Regions from separate parts of the Mus musculus genome. Here regions 1 and 2 are each linked to region 3. Evidence: chromatin loops called from intact Hi-C (ENCODE). Cell type or tissue: left cerebral cortex. All regions are shown on one strand.

What was found. A loop is a pair of places that touch in the nucleus more often than their neighbours do. Peaks named below come from ENCODE experiments on the same cell type or tissue, not always from the same donor. Only the 100,000 strongest peaks of a DNase experiment are listed, where the experiment ranks them.
Region 1: it touches region 3 in a loop (12-fold over the local background); 4 of 42 quality-filtered maps call a loop at or near these places.
Region 2: it touches region 3 in a loop (2.4-fold over the local background); 6 of 42 quality-filtered maps call a loop at or near these places.

The regions. Positions count from the first base shown.
Region 1 is chr13:99,050,355-99,058,354 of GRCm38, reverse strand. No RefSeq gene overlaps it. Among named protein-coding and RNA genes, the nearest start is that of Gm35493, 19 kb to the left of the region's middle. In left cerebral cortex, no CTCF peak of the experiment used is centred here; DNase peaks (open chromatin) are centred at 1,234, 2,425, 2,612 and 3,540; H3K4me3 peaks cover 273 bases; H3K27ac peaks cover 2,886 bases.
Region 2 is chr13:99,295,124-99,303,123 of GRCm38, reverse strand. No RefSeq gene overlaps it. Among named protein-coding and RNA genes, the nearest start is that of Ptcd2, 46 kb to the left of the region's middle. In left cerebral cortex, a CTCF peak has its summit at 7,949 (motif pointing left); a DNase peak (open chromatin) is centred at 3,076.
Region 3 is chr13:99,142,769-99,150,768 of GRCm38, reverse strand. No RefSeq gene overlaps it. Among named protein-coding and RNA genes, the nearest start is that of Gm41036, 30 kb to the left of the region's middle. In left cerebral cortex, no CTCF peak of the experiment used is centred here; DNase peaks (open chromatin) are centred at 117, 890, 2,794 and 4,217; H3K27ac peaks cover 4,316 bases.

The DNA of each region.
Region 1 (8,000 bases), 92 kb after region 3:
GCATTTTGCAAATACTTCTGCGTGTTATTTCCTTTGGTTCTCACAGTGAGTCAGAGAAGTGGTATCCCGTATCATAGAAGGCACTGGGGCACATAAGGAGGTTGAAGCTCATCATGGTCAGAAGAGCAATTTACCCAGTATGTCTGTCAGACTCCAGAGACTTTCTTTCAACCACATCAATGGACCAGGGTACTTTTGTGATAATAAAATAATGTTACATTGACATTTACTCAGCACTAGCTGTATAGTAAACAAGTTGGAGACATTTTACAGGTAGTATTTCACTCAACCGGGTATCCAGCATGCTATGATTTGGCAGGTTGAAATAGGGTTAAGGAATTTGCCCAAGGGTCATAGGTAGGAACTGAAAGACTCACATCCCAAGCCACCTCGGGGGTTGCTGTGTCCTAAGAGCTTTAAGTCCGAAGTAAGAGTTGGAACTTTCTAGAATGCTGGAGTTCAAGGTGAGTGGGGGAGCTGGGGTGAGGGAAGGGGAGGAATTCTGCAGCCACGCCACAGAGCAAAGCCAGTTTCTTGCAGCATTCCCTACTGCGTACACTGGAGGAGCAGGGCTCCAACCCTGAAGGACCCTGTGAGGCTGAGGCTGGAAGGGGTACAAGGTTAACCGCACCAAGGACCAGAACAATCAGCAAAGGGTCAAATGTACAGCCAGATAGACACAACAAAGACTACGTGACACAGAGCAGATCCAGGTCAAGGGAGACGACAGGCTCCAAAGCAAGAGGACTTCACTGAGGCTGGCAGTAACTGTGGGGAGAGAGCCACGGGCTGGATCTTGAGACTTTGGTGTGTAGAATGAGACACCATAAGCAATGTGGAAACAAGATGGTAGGAAGGCCTGTGGGATGGTAGGGGAAGCACAAGTCCTCCCATAGCCCTCCTCAGACTCCGGATCTAAGTTAGCCAATCATGATGGCCTGATTTCTGAGCTCTTCCCCCTAGGGATAGGGAAGTCAGTGGTCTCCAGCACAGGGCTAACCTTTTGCCTTTAGCTCCCCCTGCTTTGACAAAGCGCAGCCAGCCACTGAGTGCACTGAAGGCTTCTGTCGCAAGAGTGCCTTGACTCTGCTTATTGCCTTCAATAAAACATGTCTCACTCTGTTCTCTCTCCCGGTCCATCTCCCTGGACACCCACACAATCATCCATATGTAAACAAAGAGGCTTCGAAGCCACCAGGAGTCCTGCAAGGCGGAGGAGATGAGAATGAGCTGCAGCCTCCCTGCGGCGAACTAGAGACTGGAAATCTTTCATAATCTCCACTTGGTTTTGTGACCGTGAAAGGCACAAGTGTTCACCGTGGAAAAATACATGAACACGTCCAGAAAACAACTATTATCCAGCAGAGATAAGCAAATATGACATCTAGTTGAGCGTGCCTTGATGTGCGGCGTTACATCCCATGCTGCTTTCTTGCCTGGTGTTTCCCCTTGGCACAGACTGCATGCGTATTCACTATGAGCATCTTTAGTGACTGTATACCAGCCCGTCAGAGTTTCCTTCTTGCCTCAGAGTAGAATGCCTATTTAACACTCTGCTTCCTCTGTTTCTTCCATATGCCTTTGGAAATTCAAGATGTTGGTTCTGAGACCCAAACGGCTCTGCTAACTTAAGTTTGAGAAAAAGTAAATCTGGGTTTGGCTTGAGCTTGGCCACTCATTCCCCAAGCAGCTGTGGCTGATCACTTTTCCCTGTGTGTCATGTCCCACATTCACCATGTTACACTGTCCAGTTTAAAGCAGATCAATATGGCAACGGAGAAAGTCCCACCTACTAAGCCGAGGCCCCAAACTCCCGAGCCCAGCCCAGTGTGGGAAGAACTGGTCATTCCTTTTGAATGACAGTGAATGACAGGCACCCCCCCCCCCCACCTCGTGACAGCCATTGTGCAAAGCACAATACTTGCTTTTTTTTTTTAAGCTGACTTCTCCCAATATCCCAATATAGTAAGAATTATTATAATTTTCATGTGGTGAGAGAAAAAGTTAAGTGTCAGGGAGATTGCAGCCTGCCTACACACACACATATACACACACACACCACTAAGGAAAGCTCTCTTCCCCATAAGACTGGGCTCTGGAGCCATACCAGCAAGAGAGCACTTGGCCCGCTGCCTTTCAACACTAATCAAGTTGTCCATTTCAGAAGCCAGCGGCAGTGTGTCCGTGAGGGAAATCTGTTCAGTATTCAAATCAAGGCAAGGAAGGAAAGCAGATGTGAGACATGTGGAAGAAAACTCTCTGTGGAAGGAGGAAGTCAGGATCCCATCTGGAAAGGAAACCGAGGTCTCCAGCTCAGCCAGACCTGGTCCTTGCTCTCCTGCTTGAGTAATTTAATCATAAAAACACCTGGCTCTGAGCACCCCAGCACACCCAGCGAGATGGTATTTTGAGTCTTGGTAACCGACACACAGATCTATTCAGATCTATTTTTGTGGCTGTAGACACATCCTTCTACATCCCCTCCCCATGCAGTCTCTGCTGTGGGTCCCTCCCTCCCACCCCCACACAACTGAGAGCTCACGCAGAAGCCTCAGAATAGAGACCCATCCCTTCCCTCCCTCCCTCCCTCGGGATGACTCACAGGCTACACAGAGCGAGGAGAGACAGGAGGGCTGATCTCCAGCTACTCTCTCACCTTCCCAGTCTCACAGAGGCAGAGTCAAGAGCCTGCAGCTCAGCTCCGTCAGGTCCACGACTATCTCTTTCACATCCAAGAGATGCTCAAGCATTTGGGAGGAGGAAGATGTTGGGGACAAGATGGTGAGCGATGTGAGCCTGTCAGGACAATGTTTTCTAGTTCAACTGGCTAGTGGGCACTTGAAGAATGGTTAGCCCAATTCAGAAGTGTTATATTTTTAAATACCTTTCAACTTTCAAATATTTTGTATAGAAATATAGCACATTTATAGGTTATATACACATATATGTATACACATATACTATACATATATACACATGCATATGCAGTAATATTTTTAATTGTCAAAATTATAGTATTTGGGGCATATGGTATCAAATAAAATATATTAAAATCAAGTTTACCTGTTTCTTCTCACTTTCATAATCTGAATACCAGAAAAATACTCAGCTGCACATAAGACCTGCGTTAAACATCTATTTCTGTGCTGAAGCTGTCAGATTTTGTGAACCTGAGTATCGAAGCCGGGCATGGGTCTCCTGCTTCTCTTTCTACAGCTGGAGGCCACTCAGCTCCATCAGCTCCTGTTTCAGCAGGTCAGTCATTAGGGATTCAGATATGTTCAAAATAACCATCGCAGCATGCGACACTTCTAGAGTACTGTCTTTCTCACGTTTCTTTAAAGTCTAGCCTCCGACCCCTCTATCCTTTGCTGAGATGCCTCAAAGGGGAGATCTACTGCCTCCACTTTCAAAGATTCACTGTCCCTCCAGAGGACCTGTCCCTCCCAGGTGTCACACCCTGCCTCCCTTGCCCCTCTCACATCCTAAGTCAGAAAAGAGAGATGTGCAGAAAGACTCCATCCCCAAGAGACCTGAGGGACATTCCTTGCTGTAATACCTCTGTGTACCTGGACATGAATCTCCTTTGGCCATGCTCCATAGTCCTCTGTCATGTTGGACTTCAGAGAAAAGATGATACTGTACACCAACAGGCAATAGTGCCTCTTTCTCCCAGGCCCTCCCTATATGCAGACCCTGAGAGAACACTGTCCGGGTGCACACCGCAGCAGCTGGGCTGTGAGGATCATTGAGACCATGTACCTTGACGTATGATCGGCTCTGAACCGCATCAGCATCCTTAGGTATGCAGAGTCACAGGTATGGGTGCCATGTTTTCGAAAGCAGGATCTGGCAGGCTGGGGATACAGATCTAATGAGTTCCCCAAGTGAGTGGGGAGCACACTGTAGTTGTGGAAACACTGGCTTCTAAAAAATACCAAATAAACAGCCACTCTCAGCTGCAGGTCTAGAATGTTCCTTTTCACCCATAAAAGACCCAGACCTGATCAACTGGACCCCAGCATCACCCTGGCCAGAGTGACTGGTTCAAAATTGTATCTTGTAACACAAGGCAATCCAGTCACAGCAAAGGAAAGTTAATTTAGAACTGCAGCCAAAGTAATGTGAGAAGGAGGCATGGCCATTAACTCTAGTTTCACAGTTGGGCCTGGGAACATGTCTCCCCACTCCCTCCTATTCTAACTCCAAATGTGAGTTAGGGAATCTCACCTGCCACCTCTGCACTTGACAGTGTGTGCCTGTGCTGCCACCCGGCACTGCTGTGACAATGAGCAACAGTAATGGAGAACTTTAGGAACAGAGAGGAGACTTGGGGTGTCAGCAGCTGAGGCACCAGGGGTCTGAGATCTAGGGTGGGAGGCTCTCTACTCCTCAGCAAGGCGCTGGCCCAGCTTCTGTGGGTCAGGCCCAGAGTGCTTAGATTTGGAAAAGCAAAAGGAGAAAGAGAGGGGAAGGCTGGGAGAGAGGAGTTTGGGTACATAGATTTGAAGTCTCTGGAAAGAACTAGTACTTGGTGACTAAGACAAAATATTTGCTTGGCTAGAGAGGCTCAGTAGAACCTGTAGCTGTAGCTTGAGCTTTGGAAGAGAAGAATATATATATATATATAAGGATATATATATATATCCTTCAAGAATGTAGCCATCGCTGGAGACTTCGAGAGGAAACCTCTTCAAAGAGAAGTTTTCCACCCTCCTTATGTACCTGCTATCACCTGGGCTCATAGGTATGCTCTTTAATTCACTCCGGAATAAAGTGTGTACTTATCACACTTAACAAAACTAGCCAGAGGCTTGTGTGTATCACCAGCCCTCGTGGGGACTCCGTAGGGCAGAAGCAAGAGATATGGGGTCACACTGTTGATTCTCTTTTCTTAATCTATGCCCTATGTCACAAGTCACCCTAACATCCAGCTTAATTAAAACTAGAAAATGGTCAAGTGCAGTGGTGTACACCTGTGACCCCAACATATGGGAGGCTGAAGCAGGAGGATTGCTGCAAGTTTGAAGCCAACTTGGGTTACATAGCAATATTCTCTCAGAAGGAAAGGGGAAAGTAAAGACGGTAGAAAGAATGGAAGAAAGGAAGGAGGGGGAGGGGAAGGAGAGAAAAGGAAGAGGAAGATGGTGAAGAAAAGAGAAGGAGAAAGAAAAAAAAGAAAAGGAAAGGAAAGGAAAGGAAAGGAAAGGAAAGGAAAGGAAAGGAAAGATAATGAATCACAGAAGATGGGCTTGAGTCACATGATCTCTGAGCTTCTTTAGCTGTGACAGATGACAAAAAAAAAAAAAAAATCCCTGTGGTGCAGAGTGGATGAAAGGTACCTAGGCCTCTCTTGGCCTCTCTTTACAAAATACTGGCCCTGGCACAGAGGTGTGCCTCCTCCTCTGTCCCCTGAAACTGACCACAGCACAGCATTTGCCTGTTAAGGCCTTAGCAGGATCTGTATCTGCAGAGATACAGGCATCTCTACCCTGGGTCAAAAGCCAGTCTGCTTCCTCCAGGATCAGGTGCCTTGAAAAGACGTGGGATTTCCTTCTCAGGGATAATGGGGACCTCTGAGCAGCAGCCTTTCTTACTCTTTGAAGAGAGAGGGGTTGTCTTAGTCAGGGTTTCTATTCCTGTACAAACATCATGACCAAGAAGCAAGTCGGGGAGGAAAGGGTTTATTCAGCTTACACTTCCATACTGCTGTTCATCACCAAGGAAGTCAGGACTGGAATTCAAACAGGTCAGGAAGCAGGAGCTGATGCAGAGGCCATGGAGGGATGTTCTTTACTGGCTTGCTCAGCCTGCTCTCTTATAGAACCCAAGACTACCAGCCCAGAGATGGCACCACCCACAAGGGGCCTTTCCCCCTTGATCACTAATTGAGAAAATGCTTTACAGTTGGAGCTCATGGAGGCATTTCCTCAACTGAAGCTCCTTTCTCTGTGATAACTCCAGCTGTGTCAAGTTGACACAAAACTAGCCAGTACAGGGGTACATTTAGCCTCTCCAGAAAGACATGGGCCTGCTACTACTCAGTCAGCAAGCTGGGACAAACTGCACTTTCACTGGCCTCCTGTGAGATGGTGAAGATGGAACTCTGACAGGCTGGACCTTTCTTGCTACAGTTAAAGGGATGGGGAAGCTGAAAGGTGAAATGGATTTTGACGGTTCTTGCCTGCTAGCTGAGGCATCTGATGAGCTTGGAGAATTCAAACCTGTATATAGACAACTCCAAGAAAATCCACAAATAAAGGCAGAACTTGAAAGATCCAGAGCTGGAGAAAGGGATCATATGAATCCCATCCACAGACTGTCAGCTGTCAGACTCTTGGGGCTTAGAAATTGCCTTAGAAACCACTCATGGCTATGGGGTGCATAACCTGCCTCATGGTACAAATAGGGAGTCAATATTTAATGAGTGCTGAGTTTCAGGCTACAAGGTGAGAAGTTATAGAACACAACTATGCAGTCGTGAGACTATTTCTAATGGTACTCAACTATACATTTAAAATGGCTGTACTGGGCTGGAGAAATGGCTCAGCAGTTAAGAGCACTGGCTCCTCTTCCAAAGGTCCTGAGTTCAAATCCCTGCAACCACATGGTGGCTCACAACCATCCATAATAAGATCTGACTTCCTCTTCTGGAGTATCTGAAGACAGCTACAGTGTACTTACATATAATAAATAAATAAATAAATCTTTAAAATAAATAAATAAATGGCTGTACTGGCACATCTCATATTATATGTATCTTTACAATTTAAAAAATAATTTAATTGTTTTTATTTAGTTTTTATATGCATGAGCATTTGCCCACATGTATATCTGTGTATCACATGCATGCAGTACCTAAGAAAACCAGAAGACACTGTCAGATCCCTTGAGATGAGTATTTGTGCACCACACCCATCTCGAAGGTCAGAAGAGGGAATTGAATCCTCTGGAACTGAAGCTATAGACCACTTAAAACTGCCATATGGGTGCTGGGAATCTAATTGGGGTCCTCTGGAAGAAAAACTAATGCTCTTAACTGTTGGGCCACTTTTTCCAGCTTCTAAACAATAAACATTTTAAAAGAAAGTTAAATAGTACCGTAGATGAAGTCCCCAGGAAACAAGCTTTGCAGATCCCATTTCATGTGCCCTGTTGTTCTAGTGGTAAGATCATGGTGCCACCAGAGACACATAGGGCAGGCTGGTCCTTGGCCCTCTAACCGGAGAAAGGAGAAATCACTAAGAGTCTCCAAGATGTTACTCAGGCCTCATCTAGAGCCCCCGTGATGCTGATTCAAGGCACTGGTTCTTCCTGACCTAGGCGATTGCCTGATTTATCTGAGACCATCTTTTGAATTATATACACACAATGGTGCTGGAGAAGAGAGTCAAAAAGCAAAGGAAACTGGTCCCAGGGAAAACCTGACCTGCTTCCTAATTGGTGCCTCTGGTCACTCTGTCCACTTGAGCCCTCATCCAGGGAACCCCCAGCGCTGCTCGCCCCAGCAGGTAGGCTCCGTTCAGTGGCCTTTCCCAAGCCTCTATGAAGTGCAATCTCCAATACTTCTGATTCTGTAGAAACTCCCGGTACACTGGGGATCTTTTGTCCATAGATAATGGGAGTGTGGGGTATTAAATAGAGCTAGTTCAAAGGCTGCAATGTGCCTTGTATCTGGAGCACCTCATACACTGCCTAGTGGAGAGTTGCTTGTAAGGGATGGAGGGGTGGGTCCAGGGGTGGGCAGGGAGAACACAAGGATGGCTGAGTGGATGCTGGAGTCTTCATTTGGATGTAGCAGAAGGAGATCCCCAGACAAGGTGACTCAAGGTGACTCTGATGGGAGAGGACAGTGAGCTAGGTAGGAAAAGGAAAAAGAGGAATCCAGAAAAGGATGTGATACCAAACTGGGGGACACCCATCTATTTGGAGGATACCATGAAATGTGGCTTAGGACCAGTGAGACTCAGTGGGTGAAAACACTCGGTGCCAAGCTTGAC
Region 2 (8,000 bases), 150 kb before region 3:
TGCCAATGTTTCCCTGGGTTCTGGAAGCTTCTATAGCACATTAGTCAACTCTGATGCTGACCTACAGCCAATCGAAAGCACAGTCCTAACAAAGTAAGAGTTTAAAACTGGCATCTAAAACGGAGGACTGTCTCATGGGACTGAGCTGTGGCCTGGCATCTGATGGTGTGTTCCAGTAGACAGTGTCAGGACTGAGCTGGTGCCTGCTTCAGTGCTAATTGCTTGCTTGGCTGCACAGCAACACCCCATGCCCTTACACATTTGATTAGAGCAGAGGTCTGTGTTGTGGAAGCATAGTAAGAGAAACAGTTTGGTTTGTTCCTGTATCCTTAGAGGTGCAAAGTTGGGGACATGACAAGCAAAACCAATGCAAAGCCATAATCCGGGACGTTTAGAAACCTCTAACAGGCAGCCTCAACCAGGTAGTAGAGAGAGGAAATTGAACAGAAGCAGCAGGGGAAACAAGAAGCCATGAGAAAGAGACAGGTAGTGAGTCCTGCATTTGACCAGTTCCTTAAGCCCTGGAACTGTCTCAGTTCCTAAGGCAAAAGCCCATCAAAATTACATCAGTGGCCTTCCTAACCCCATGGCAATGGTGGAGAAGCACTAAGATACTTTAGTGCTAGGAAAATACAATGTAAACACTTCAACAATTTTCTATAAGATCACGGAGCTCACAAGCCCTCTAGCACCAAAGGGTTAACCTTTTTAGTAACTCAGGGTGATACTACCTTAAAGGTCAAACTAACACTTTCTTGGGGTTCAGGGAGCTCCTTATTATTTCACCTCTGAGGACAGACACCACAATGCCGCTTAGAAATGCCTCTACGTGCTCAAAGGACTCCATGGGACAATCAGAGGGACTTCTGCTCAGAGCGTCCAGGGACACTTGGAGATGTGTCCAACAGTCCTTGGTGGTGGAACTCCAAGAGAGCCAGAAAGAGCCAGCCTTGGCAATGAGGCAACAGGTCCCCAGAGCCCCATGATTGGTGTGTGCCTTTTATCCCTGTGCCCCCAAGCAAATCATTTAGTTTCCCCAAGAATCAGTTTGTCCTTTGAGACGGTTGTGACTTAAGTGTGTGTGTCGGAAGCTTGGTTCTCAGTGCAGTGAAGTTAAGAATCTACTTTAAAAATGAGGGTCTAGAGAAAGTCCTCACAGGTAACTGGTGGCATGTCATCAGGGGTGATTATTGTAGTTCTCTTGAGACTCCAAGTTAGTTCTAGAAAAAGCAAGCTGTGCGTATGTCCTCCTAGCTCTCCGTTCTCACCACGTGGTTCCTCTCACCGTTTCTCCCATCCCCGTGAGACCATCTGCTATGAGGAGATCAGTTGGGGGTGCCCTCCCCAGAGTTAGCTGTGTGGACTTTTAACCTTCCAAATTCTGAGCTAAAGAAACCTCATTTCTTTATAAAGCATTCTGCTTCCGGTGTTTTATTACAGGGAATTTGATTTAGTAAAGTGATAGACAATCACAGAAGTCACTTCTGAGACAAACAAACAAACAAACAAACTTCTAAGAAAAGTGTTCCCAATTAGATTAGAAAAGGAGGCAGCTCAGAATGAGAAAGATTATGGTCCAGAGTCAGGGGTCTTGGGTTTGAGCTCTGCCACTCCAGCAGGTGAGCAAGCACAACAGCTCATTTGCCTACGGGATTAGCTCATGAAACAAGGAGTTTGATTTATTCTTGTCACAAGGACATTTCTATTACAAATTTTGTGATTTTTAGACCTCTGTGCACCTCCCAGGCTATGAGTTCAATGGCTCTTTACATCTGTCCTTAACATTCAGTACACATATGGAAATGTCACAATAACACCTTTTTAATTTATAAGAAATGAGTATGCGCTGATAAAAATGCTTTGTCGCCAACCCCGTCTCTCATGGTGTTTCTTTCTCTGCGAGGGAGGAGCCATCCGTGCACTGACCTTGTCTGTCCCTCATGCCCACCCTTTCCCTCACAACCCTTCCCATGTTCCTCCCTTCAGGAAGACAGAATGGCTTTTCCTTTGATAAATGTGAATACAATTAACATATGTGCAAAGGTCGGATCTTGTCTTTATTGCAGGCAGGTCTGCTTGCAGAAAGTGAGATTTTTCTCCAATCCCCAAAGTCGGGCTTTCTGCCTGGTCAGTGTCTTCTTCGCCCTATACTGTGAGCCATCTTTATCAGAGATAAAGGTGTCTGTTTTGGCTTTCCTGTTGCTCTCGTCTTGTCATACAAACCTCTGGTTGTTTGCCGAAGCTAACTTCCCTTTTCCCAGCACGAGGGATTATCCATTCTCATTGGTTTGGAACTGGGGGCTTTGCTGAAATAAAGATGGTGTGTACTTGAGGACAGACCCACATGGACCAGCATGGATGGTCACTCTCCTGAGCACAGAGGAAGACAACATGTCTGTTTCCCTTGTAGATGGATGAAGATTAAAGTGTCCATATTATTTCTGGGTGATCCTGGAATTCTCACTGTCTCAAATGACCAACATGATGTTTCCCCAGTGTGAATTAGGAAAAAGAAATGAGCTTTCTATATCCTGTCCTAAAACTATATCTGCACCTTTCCCCATCACAAAAATTAGCCACATACCCTTCAAGTTGGTGGACAGTTCACTGCACCCCTCTGTTCTCAATGTCCACTGCTTTCTGCATGTTAGTTGAATAGTGTACTGTTCATATTGAAAACTGGCTTGTGATAACTGGCCCTGGGGACAGGGTACGCTTTCTAAGCTGGAAGAGCTTGAGTTGGGTACAGCCCTAAGTTGGTCTCCATGGGAAGCTTTGAGAAGCTGGAACAGGCAGGCAGTAAACCACTGTGGGGATGATAAGTATGAAGAAAGAGAAGAGGAAGAGGCTGTGGAGGAGAACAGAGAGAGTCTCTCTGTATGGGTGGTGAGGAGGTGTCTCTAAGGAGAACTTGAGGAAGCAGGAGGAGTGAGTCCAGCGAAGAGCCCTAGAAATTAAGTCTCAAGCAGGGGGTGGAGAGAGAGCATGGCAAAGCGCCAAGGCAGGGTGAGGGATGCCATCTCGAAAGTATAGCTGAGATTTAGCAGCTGAAGTACAGGGACAGTGCCAAGGCCCGGGTGTGGGTATTAGGGGGCAGGGGACATGGTTCAGAGTAGGAAGATAACAGGCTCAGTGGGAAGTCTAGGATTGAGTCTGATTTACATTCCTAAATTTATGTGGAGAATGTGGATATGGTGGGACCGAAAGAAAGCAGCAGTCAGAAAACAATGTAGCAAGCCAGAGAAAGGAAGATGGAGGTGGTTCCACTGAGCTGGCCGCAGCAGAGCTCTCAGGAGGAAAGGTGGGCTAACTCTAGAGATACATAAATAAAAACGTCTTGTAGTTAGACGTTAGATGTAGATCATCATTTTCTAGATTGGGAGAAGCGGGCATTTTCAGGTCCATGTTGTTTCCAGGGAACACTCTTACTGTAGGATAAATCATGGTTCTCTCTCCTGGGGATGTACAGATGGGATGCGATTTCCACTGACTCGCCAGCCACATCTGGGCAGAAGAGCATGCCTACCCTAACCCTAAACATAGGAACTCGGAGGCGCTGAGCCATTGTCCTGTCAGGAAAATTAGCAGAGTCTCAGTCACATGGCAATAGGCTTATTTGCGGAATGTTGTCTTCAAGTGGGCTGCATGGCGGCAGGAAGTGGAAGGAAATTAACACTCTCGGGGTTTTCTTACTAACTTCCTCCTTGGGCATTGGAGGCAGGGGAAAGGTTCTCTCATAAAGATGTATCAGGTTGTGCAGGGAGGGTGAAGTGAATGAAGCTCATATGGGTGTGCCATTTACGTTTTAAAGCAACAGCTGCTGAAGTGGACCATGTAAAAACATAGCTTGCTACAAACAAAGTCAAATGATAAAAGTCTCTTAGAGAAAATACTTAGGGAAATGTCTTTATTTGGTGTCATAAATACAAAACCTCACCACAGCAGGCCCTGCGTGGTGTATTGAAAGTTCTTGGCAGCAAATTTAACAGGGTTGAAATGACTTTTAAAATCAATCTATAGTAGCTAGAGTCTATGAAGCAGAACTTGAGGCTGTTCTTTAGATGGCAAGTTAATTATATACAGCTCTGGTTTTAATCTAATAAGGGAAAAAGAAATCTCCAAAGATTTCTCAGAAGAAATCGTCCCTTCTCAAAACATTTTAACTTTATTTTATTTATTTAGATTTATTTTATTATTATTGTATGTGAGAGTGTTTTGCACCACATGCATGCCGGGTGTCCAAGGAGATGTTGAACTTTCATGTGGTTCATGGGAATCGAACCTGAGTCCTTTGAAAGAACAGCAAGTACTCTTAACCACCCAGACACCTTTCCAGCCCCTCTTCTCAAATTTTACTTCTATTAAGCCTCAAGTCCCTGGAATCTGTGACTTGCTAGGATATGGGACTAGATGCTAATTATGGTTAGGGGATTAAGAAGTTTGAAGTGGGAAGAAGCTAGAGAGAGAAAGGTTTGTTTTTTGAAGGCAAAATATAAAGCGGAGGTTATTTTGCACTTTTAAAAAAGAGGACAAAACAGTTTTGTCGATCCATCTGTCTGTCCATCCATCTGTCTATCTATCTATCTATCTATCTATCTATCTATCTATCTATCTATCTATCTATCTATCTGATTTAAGGATATATTTTTCAAAGAGACTAAAATAATGCCTATTAGATAAGAAAACTTACTTTAGTAGTTAAAACTTATTAGTAAACCACTACCCCAGGATATAGAAGATGTTTTCCAAAAGGTAACAAAAAAATGGGTGTTGTGGTTAAGTTATTAAATACATGCCGATTTAAGACATTCAAACAATTGAGAAGTATACAAACAAAAAGTTAATTTCCTTTCTTATTCCTCTGACCTTGCCTCCCACCCAAGGTTAATGCCGCTGTGTGCCACTTAAACTATTCCAGATTCAGCAACAGTCAAGTCGCATTTAATTTAAAAAAAATGTAGATTACTATGGCCATATTGTTCTACAAATGGCTTTATTGCATGGCCATTGTTCTTTCTGTACCAGTAATTAAGAAACTACTTCACACTTTTTAATGAAATCATTATAGCTTTGGACGTACTTTCTTGATCAGTCACGATCCTGTTGGTAAACCCAGAGAACATTACTTTCCAATATACACAGTGTCTGGGTAACAGAATTTGGTATTGTAGGTTATTGTCTGAGTCCTTTAAAAAGAATGATGAACACTAGGTGTGTAGAAAAAGAGGCCCAAAGCCCAGGAGTCTGTTGGCTTCTCAGCCTGGTGTCTACCCTGGTGATCCAGTGGGAGTTGTGGTCCCCTGAGGAAAGAAAGGACATTGAGAGGGGAAGAATCTTGCTGTGGAGAAAATAATGGAAGGAAAAGAGGCAGGAAAGTGACAACCCACAGAGGAAGAGGCAAGAATGAGGGAGTGGGACATTTAATAGGAGGCACCTCTCTCCCATTGGAGGACGCGACAGGGGCCTGGGGCACTCAGAGTTCTCGGAGCCCTTTTTTCCCCTCAAGAGTAATTTGTTGCCAGAATAAAACTTAGAGGCCAAGCCAGAAAGTTTCTAAGTAGGAAGGACATTGCAAATGGTGACTACATCCTGGTAATGGACTCAGAAGTGACAAGACTCAGATCAGAATAAACAGGTGCCTTGCAAAGGAGCAGGCTGGGCTGGCTTTCCACAGTCAGACTTTGAGGCCCCAAGTGCATTCTACTTCCAAATCTTAGGCAGCCGTCTTCAGCTGGGAGAACCTAATTTGCATCTAGGATCCCATATGAAAAGAATCTGAAAATAATTGCTTTCAATTTTTTAGTAAAGGAGAGACTGGAATTAGTACTTAGGGCAAATTCATCATTCCTGTATGCCGTGCAGAGCCCGGGGGAAATAGGCTGATAATGAGGTGTAGTTTCAATCCAAGTACTGAAACCGAGCAGGAAAATACTAGCCATTTGCCACTACTTGTGGGCTTTGGTGGTGGTAGTTTGGTTTGGTGTTGTTATTTTTTTTTTATTGTTTTGTGTTTCGTTTGTTTGGGTTTTGTTTTGCAGTTTTGTTTGTTTTGTTGTTGTTGTTGTTTATCCATTCCAGCTCTTTTCCTAGGTGAATAATTCTCATTACCAAAATATCCCAGTTCTCGGCAGGCCACATGATGTCTGGCTGGCACTAGGGCAGCTGACAAACATCCCTGACCCGCTACCAACATGAAACCAGAGTCAGCCAGTGCCCTCCTCACGGGAAGACGCCCATTCTGCCAGGTTAATCAGAAGACCCCGACTTTGGTGACAAAGGTTGACGCCAATAAAATTAAAATATGTGATCTCTTCCTAGCACTTAGCTTTTAATCTTTTAATTGAATGAACAAAGTGGAGCCATTCTTTTGTGTTTAAGACCTAGTATTTCAAACAGATCTGCCTGTGAAATATGAGAGCCGGAAGACATTGCCTAACGCTGTCAGATTAAAGCAGGGCCCGGATGGAAGTCAACGTATACTTCAAAGTCTGTTCCTAGCTTCAGTCGCTCCGTTGTTAATCGAGGGTAAAAGATGTCAGGCACAAAGCAGTGACAGAGTCTCAACACCAGCCTCCATGATTGCTCACACGTGAATACATGCATTGAGAACTAAGGTCAGTCCACAGGTTCAAACATCAGTTAATAAGGAAAAGACAGATACTCTGTAGAGGTGAGACTTCGAAGTTCTTGAACGTGTTTAATTTAAACACTATAAAATGTTTCCATTGCAAATGTCCAATTATCTTTTTAACATTTATTTTTATTTATATGTTTTCAAGTGTGCCTGTGTGTATATGTACATGTGCCTGTGTGTACATGCACATGTATCTGTGTGTATATGCAAGTGTCTGTGTGTATATGCGCACATGCCTGTATATATATGCACACATGCCAGTGTATATATGCACAAGTACCTGTATGTATATGCACATGTGCTTGTGTGTATATGCACATGTGCCTGTGTGTATATGCACATGTGCCAGTGGGTATATGCACATGTGTGTGTAGTTGTCTGAGGATGCCAGACAGGGTGTTAGATTCCTTGAAGGTGGAGTTACAGGCGGTTGTGACTGATCAGATGGGAGTGCTGAGAGTTCAATTCAAGCCCCGTAGAAGAGTAGCAAGCACTATTAACCACTGAACCATCTCTCCAACCCTTCAATTATTTTATTTTATTTTTTAAGACAGGGTCTTACTATAAAGTCCTGGCTACCTTCGAACTCCCTATATTGATTAGGCCAGCCTTGAACTCACAAAATGAGCCTCTGCCTCCCAAGATCTAGGATTAAAGGTGTGCAACACCAAGTCCAACCACCTCAATTACTTTCAATAAATATCAGGGTTATGCAACAGGCAGTACAGCCTGCTTTTAGAACTTTTCCTTACCTCTGAAAATTACCTCCCCACCTCGATAGTAAATTTCCACTTGACCCTTAGCTCCAGGCAATCTCTAATCTAGTTAGTATATGTGTCCATACATTAAATGGAGTAGAATGTGCAGCGGCCTCCTCTGTGACCTGGCTGCTTTCAGTTAGCATCACGAGTGGCTGTTAGGAATACCACAGTGAGCACTGCATACATGTCCTTTCTTGTATAGCAGCTTAACGTTACTGCTCTGAGCACTTGCTTCGGAGGGCCTGGGGTGTGTTGTTCTGATTTTAAATGATCAAGCTGTTTCCCAAGGGCCTGACCATTTCCACCAACAAGGTCTGAAAGTGGTCATTTTTCCAAGTCTGGTTCAACACTTGTCACCGCCTTTCTTTTTGGATTTAGCCATGTTAGTGGGAATGAAAAACACAAGCAGTGAGGCTGGAGAGATGGCTCGGTGGTTAGGAGCACCTGCTGCTCTCAAAGAGGACCAGGTTCAGTTCCCAGCACCCACATGGTACTTCACAACTATCCGTAATTCCAGTTCCAGGGCATCAGACGCCCTCTTCTGGCCTCCACAGGTACCAGGCTTGCACGTGATGCACAAATCTACAAACAGGCAAGACACTCAT
Region 3 (8,000 bases):
CTTCACAGATGAATCCCATGCACTCTGGTGAGTAGAAAACAGCCTCTCTGTCTCAGCCACTCTCAGGATCTAGCAGTCTGTGTCACTGGTCTGTCCCAGGGGGGGCCTTTCCCTCTGCCTGAAATCGAGTCTCTACTCTTAGCATAACTTCTGCCTTAGCAAACTCCTTTCTCCCCGGCTATCCAGATGGACACATTGTTACGTCACACGTCCACTACCTCTGTTCCTGGTCTATTTTATAGGCCTTATCACTATGTATAGTTATTTTATTATTTCTGCTTCCCTTCAACCAGCCTGTGTCCTCTGCCTGCTACCCCTCCAACATGCGCATGCTCTCTAAGTTCCACCAATTATCCTTACCTAGGTCCTCAGCATCACCTCGGTGCTCCTTTTCAACAAGTCTAAGCAAATGCTGAATTCATTTACCACCTTGGCTCTAAAAAGGTAACTTTTTGCTCTCTGCAAGGAAAAGGGAGGCGGGTAGAACTGAATAGCAGAAAGGGAATAAATGTGTCGGTCCATCCGGTCCATCTGTCAGTCACGGCCTCTGCGATTTCCTGCTGTGTGTCCATTAGTAAGACCCCCGCAGTACTTTCAGGATCACTGAAGGAAACTTTTCCACCTTAAGTGTGAAAGCCAGTAGCTACACAGAGGCCACTGAAGTGCAGAGGTCACCACAAACGCCTGAGAGTTAAACACGGAGTGATTTTTCTTTCCTTAGAGAGAGGGAAAACTTTGATGCGGACAGATCTAAAAAATCTCTTGATCTCTTTAAGGAGAGACAGGCTGCATCTTCTCCTCCTCTGCCATTTTATCATTTTGAATTCAAACTTGAATTCTTCCCCCGGCTTCCAATTAAACCACAGTCTGCCGGCTGTGCCCCTCCCCCTCCCACTTCTGCAGGCCGCTCTAAAGCTGAAAGACTTTGAACAGAATCTTTCTTGTCAATCCTTTTTGTTGAAGAGAATAAAGAAGGCCAGCCTTTGCTGAGAGAGGGTCTCTAGACTCCCGGTCACTCCTCCATACTCCATTCAGCTCATACTGGACCAAGGCTTTATCCACATCCCAGCCCCAGTGTGATGCTCAGGAGACAGAGGCAGCTAGCCTCTGCCCTAACCTACTCTGAAAGCCAGGACAGCCAAGAGTGTTCTTTGTGCAGCTGTGCTAAATAAGTCGCCCTTTCTCCAGTCAGCATAATCCATCCAGGAATCCAGCCTGTGCTCGAACACACTTGCCTCTCTCCTTCATCAAGCTGGCTATCTGGTGGCCTCTGTAATGTGACATACAGTGGAACAGGTTTAGAGGCCCAGGAAAGCCCCAGAGTTTACATGCTAGCCAGGAAACCTTGCTTTGATTTCCCTAAATTCCCAGGGCCAGGACATTCCCTACCCGAGAAGGAAGGCAACAGAAACAGGTTCCCACAAAGGCTTTGGTAATGAGTATGTTATGTAGAGGGGAGGAGAAAAGACCGTGTCCCCTTCGTGGCTGCCTGAAAGCCCTGCTGTGGACTCCCACTGGTCCACAAGTGTGTCAGTGAGACAGAATTGAGGCTCATGACCTCACCTTGACCTCCTCTGTGTTCATCTCTGTAACATGAACTGAGCCAGGCAACTGGCATCTTCTCCCCTCTAGAACGCGGCTCACTTCCAGTAACTTTCAAGAGCAATTAAAGGAGCTTGTTTTGTCATTTGTTTCACGTGGTTCCATACAATACCGAGTCCCACTCTGGTCTTGAGGTTCTGTTGGTTGGTTTGACAGGGGGTGGGGAGTAGTATTTGATCCTTTAAGACAAGGTGTCTCACCCTCTTCTCGGTTTAAGAGTGTCTAAGCCCATTCTTCTTCCATTTCCTTTTGGCTGGACGATCGCTGACTTCCAGATAGGTCTACCTGCAGCTCACCCTCCAGAGCTGTCCATCTCAGGATAAATGTAGATTTGGATCCCAGCTCTGCAGACCAGGAAGTCTGCTTCTTCTCCCGAGATGGGAGCATCCTGGCAGTTGACGGCACGGTGAGACTGACCAAGTATTCTAGTCCAGCTCCCTCTTGTCTTTTTATAAAACCATTAACGCTACCCTCATGACTTCTTGGATTAAGTTCCGGCGCATGACATTGGAGTGGTGCATTTTAAATTGCACATCCGTAGAGGCGCTGGGCCTGTGGTTCTGTGGTTCCGGGTGCTCTTGATCTAGAAGTCAGATCATTAGCCACCTTCCCCACATCCTCCCTTTGCTCACATATTCTTTTTATAAAGCTCTTATAAGACCTTCATTCTAGAAACTTCCAGCAGCTTTGTATCAGTTGTAGATTTTAGGAAGTGTCGGCATGGATGCCAGTGAAGATGGGCGTTGCTATAACATAATAAAGAAGAAAAGAAGAAGACTTAAAATTCATTACCTCATTTAAATAACATGAATATATATACTGTAACCAACAGAAAAGCAAATGACTGGCTGTGTTCTAGCTCCTGGGGTGGCATGTGGGGAGAGGTAGACTGAAGCAAAGGCCCTTGAGTCTTTCTCTAAGATTCATTCTGGGAAGCCTTATTTGAGCCTCCCTCACCTCACTCATTGAACCGAGAACGGGAGCTCTCCCCATCCAGTCCAAAGGAAACTCCAGTTCCCCAGACTCCAAAACGCAGTCTATATATATTTAGAAATGGGCTCAAGCTGCACTGTAGGATTTCTGGCAGCTAAAGAAAAGCCAGCATTCTTCAGGAACTTGTGAAATGAGTTCCCATCTGCCAAAAGAAGTTGCCGTGACTGTTAATTCTGGTACCTATGTTCTGAAGAGAGTGTTAAATGGATGGCCAAATCACAGAGAGTTCTCCAGACTTCTGCTATAGGCGGGGAGTGTTCCTGCAAGGAAAATCCCAAAAGAGCCCCCACACCCCCATGTGTTTGAACGACTCACAGCCATAGGCTTTACAGAGCTACTGCTCCAAAGAACAAAATGAGGTCAGGGGAGCCCATTGCTAAGGGCTGTTCCTGGCAGCCCATCCCTAGGCCCTGTTCACACTCAGCTCCTGTCTGTTTAGCCCTGGTCTTACTACTGTGGAGGAATCCCCACGGTGAGAATAGGCACCACTGGAGCCGGCTGAAATCTCAAGCTGCTCCGTAGGCATGGCAGCATACACAGTCTCTTGCAAGCCCTGCGTTTCCCAGTGTTTCCCTGGCCCCCATCACGTTACAAGCCTTGGAGACCCTGTCTTTTCAGGGTAATGTAGCCTGGCTGTCCTCTGGGGTGTATCTTGTGCCCTTTCTCCCTCTCCCTCTCCTTCTCTCCTTCCCTCTCTGCCTCCCTCCATCCTTCTTTTTCTCTCCCCCTCTCTACTAAATTCCTAGATTCTTATCTAATCTCCAAAGCCAGAAGTTGCCTTCTATGGCATACATTAATATTATTATGTTGAGCTAGGTATGTCAGTTCACACCTACATCCTACATCCTAGGGCTCTGGAGGCTGGGGAAGGAGAACAAATTTGAATCTGAGGCAGGTCTGGGCTATAGAGTAAGACCCTACCTCAAAACTCCAAAATAAATGAATGTATACAATAAATCTCTCTGTCCCTGTCTCTCTCTGTCTCTGTCTCTCTGTCTCTGTCTCTCTCTCTCTCTCTCTCTCTCTCTCTCTCACACACAGCTGTTGTTGGTCATTTATTCAATGTCCAGGTTAGCCCTAAAAGCCATAGTCATTTCAATATTTCACCAAGGTCTAGTTTATTACACTGTACTGACCTCAGGAATTCTAGAAGAGGATGAATATCATTTTTTTTTTTAAAGAAGAAGTTCTGCCAAAGAGAGCAGAAGGTTCATATCATCTTCTCTGAAAAGCAAAAAAGAAAAAAAAAAAACAGTTTCAGAAAAGGAGTGTCAGCTTTATGGTCTTCAAATAAATCTGTCACTGCTTCCCTGATTGCAGATGCCCCTGCACCTGGCCTCAGCCTGGTACGTACCACGTGTAGTCCATTCATGGGTGAAGGTTGATCGTGTCAGCATTTGGTTAGCAATCACGTGATTGGAGATGTGTTTGACTCTTCAGGATCCCAGCATGCATTGCCTCCCCACACTGAAGAATGACAGTTTATAGCCCAGACCACAGTTGAACAATCTGTATGATACGTGTAAAAATAGTCCAGCCTCGTTGCAGAGACTGGGTGTTATCTTCGGCATCTCCCTCCCAACCCTCTAGCTACCACCTCCTATGTCCCATCTGTCTTCTCATCTGGGGAGGGTTTTCACTTTCCTCCCGAAGTTTGACTGCTTTCTCTTCTCTTCTTTTATCCCTCGAAGGAAATTTCTGTGTGAATAAGGACTAAAATGGACGGCCATATGTCACTGAGAACGAAATCTCTGCCGACTTTGTCCCCTGAGCGCAACAAGAAGGCAGTCTTCTACTGAGATAGGATAGACTTGCACAGAGAGGAAGGTCCCTCACTCCAGCTCAGTCCCCCACACTGCAGCTAGCTGTCACTCCTTCAGCTCTCACTCCGGGGGAGATTCTCTCCAGCCTCCAGCCTTGGGCTCTTTGACTATATGTCCACTTAGAACCGTGGTCTTTCCTTAATACCAGTTAGCACGGATTAAAATGCATCCACATCTGTGTCCACTCCAGGAGTCTGTGGCATCCACAGGCATGTTTATCCCTGACTACATCTCATGATAGTGGGATGGCAGGGGGAAGATGCTATCAGAAACAAAAAACAAAACAAAACAAAACAAAAAAAATGGGTGAATTTTTTTTATTAAATCAGGCTAAGCAAATTTCATTACTGGTTGACTCTACACATTTTAAATGCTATAATGTTATACTCTTGGGGGAAATTTTGCAATAATTAAAAGTATTATCACTTATATTGAATAGCGTGAAATATATAAATATATAATTCTTGCTGTAGTTTTAACAGACGTATAGAACTCTAATCTATTATGGAAAGGCAGAGGAAGGCAGTGAATAAATGTAGAAATAATTATTTTGAGTGGGTAACAATGTTGTGACATTTACAAGTTTATTTACAAAAGATTATCTCCTGGAAAGAACCTAGCTCTCAACCTTCCTAACATGGTTCCTCATGTTCTGTTGACCCCCAACTATAAAGTTATTTTCATATTTACTCGTAACTGTATTTTGCTACTGTTATGTATCATAATGTAAATATCTAATATGCAGTATATTTGATATTTGACCCCTGGGAAAGGGTTGTTCAATCCCCAAAGTGTCATGACCCACAGGTTGAGAGCCACTGATCTAGCAGCTAGAATTTCCTATTTCTGTTCAGCTTCCCGACATAGGGCATGGTTGCATCTGAAAAAGGGAATAAAGATCAGAAAACTTGTCTGGAAATGAACATGCATCTGGTTTTGTGTTTTAGCCTCTCAACTCAGATGGTTTCTTTTATTGTCAGGACTCAAAACAACAAAGGGGTAAACTTTGACTGTTCGTGAAAAGAGAGCATACACGTCCGTCAGCTGTGAGAACCCGAAGGCTCTGGGTCAGTCTGCACCTGCTGCTGAGAACAGGTTAGGAAAGGCAGGGCACAGGGACACGGTACAACACTGGGAAGAGGAAGGGGCTTTGCAAAGTGTTAGGCTGTGTGGGCTGGGATTTCTATGCTATCTCTGGAGTCCACCCTGCCACACGCCTTCAATTCTTCTGAAAAGCAGTTGGACTGCAAATGAAGACAGCCCTTTAAAGTGATTCTTGACAACTGGATACAAAGGGAAGAGAAGAGATTTGCTGTTCCTGACCTAAGGCTGTTTCTTCGAGGTCTGCACTGGAGAGCTCCAAGTTCTATGGTAATAGCTGGACCTGGCATGAAGTGGTTCAGAGGGGGAAAAGATGATCTGCCAGCTGGGCTTCCTCACACTCCAACCCATCTGCCTCCCTCCCATCTTCCCAGGCTCAGGGAATTCCCTCAACCTACCTGCTGGCTCACTACCCTTACCACAGTGGCGGAAAACCCCACCTTTTCTCCACTCCTGACCTCCAGAGGTGCTGCCCTATCTGAATATCCTTAGGGTTCCAAAGCATGGATACCTCCCTGCCAGGTATAGAAAGTTGAGCAGACACTGTTCATGTGTGCAATGTATGTACATGTAATCATATGTGTGCATGTAGGCATCTGTCTGTATGTATGCAGACAGTATATGTGCACGTGAGCATATCCATGCATGCATATGTGTGTGTGCAAGCATGTGCACATATTGTGTGCACTTGGGGTTTTGGTACATACCTTTAACAAAGAGAACCAGAGGCAGTCTAAATCCCTTCCAGAACAAGGCCTCCAGAATAGAAAAAGAGGCATTTAGGTCACATCTTCAGGAAAATGGTCTCTACCACTCCCTCTTCGTTCTCTGATCCCTCACGACCACCATCAATAATTTGATGTCGAGCCTCGTGGCCATGTCTGAAGCATCCCAGGTGTTTCCTATGAAACCGCTGCCTCCTAACCCTCGCAGGCCCCTTTGGAGAGAGCCAAGCTTCTCTCTTCCTCTTCTGTTCAGCCTGGTTAGTCAACACAAAAGAGGATGCTAGCGTGGAGGTGACTAGCATTGGATGTAACCTGAAATTCCCCCCTCCCACCTGCTCACCCAAGTCAGTCGTGGTCAAATAGTCCTGTGGCCCCCAAAGCTCCTGTCCTATCATCTCAGACCTTTACATTTGAGATATCCACTGAAGAACATGTCACCGTGTGGTGTTCCTTCAGCTCAGTTAGCTATTCCCTTTACACACACACACACACATACACACTCAAGCTTCCCTGAGAGCAACACTGGTATCTCAGGCAAGCCTTTGTGGAGATGAGAGACAGGACTAGGTATCCTTTCAACCACAAACCAACACCAGAGCCAGTCCCTGAATGACACAGTCTGTCCTCTATCTTTATAGGCTTTATATAGTACCAAGCTAAACAATGTTTGTTTATTTGTTTGTTTTTGTTATGCTTGTGGTTCAGGTCAGCAGTGTTAAGTATCTTTATGACATACAGTCTATTTCATTCAAAGTGAGTATTACTGATTCATATGTATGTATGTATGTATGTATGTATATATGTATATGTGTGTGTATAATAATATGTATTTTTTCTAAACCCTTTTATTGATTCTTTGTGAGGTTCACATCATTCACCCCAGTACCACTCATCTTCCCATCCCCTCATATCTGCCCTTTGTCTTTGCAAATCCCCTTCAAAATAAAACATACAAGCAAGCAAGCAAGCGAACAAACAAAGCATAGAAAACAGCTCATCGTGGAAGCTGTAGTGTGTCACAGTGTGTCCCACAGTGTATCCCTCTGTCCACACATCTTCACTTGGAAATGTTTATTTCAATGAGTCATTGGTCTGGTTCAAGATCTCTGGCTTCTGCTACACTACCAACACTGGATCCTCATTGGGGCTACTCTGGGATATTCTGGTTTTGCCCTGTGTCATGGAAATCCTGCAGCTTTGGAACAGCAGGGCTGGCCCTTTCAAAAGTCCCAACCATTCACAGATGATACGGATTTGGGGGTGGGTCAATTCAGAGCCCTGGGTCTGGACTTGGGCAGTAGGTAGCTGAGCTGGTCAGCCCACCAGCTCTTCCTTATCTGGACCAACAGACTGAGCTCTCCAGCAGTGCTCAGGCTAGACCACCCAGTGCTGCCATCGGCAGGAGGCAGGGTCAGCTCTCCTGCTCTCCTGCCCCTGGCTCGCCTGCACCCATGCCTCCAGAGCTGAGTGCACTCTTCCCCCAATATCCCCCCACAGTCTCTGTGAGGGACTGAGACAGCTCATCTGCTCTCATGACCCCAAGACCAGTTGTTCCATCTGCAGCAGGAGCAAGGGCATCACTCCTGTACCCACTTATACCAGACAAGTGGAGGGGACAGTTCTCCTATGCTCTCACTCTTGGGGCTGGCTCACCTGTACCCCTGACACAATGGGGGCTGTACTATTGAGGTCACATTCAGGGTGCACAAGCTGATAAGGGGCAGGGCTAGCCACACCCAACTCCCAACTCATGACC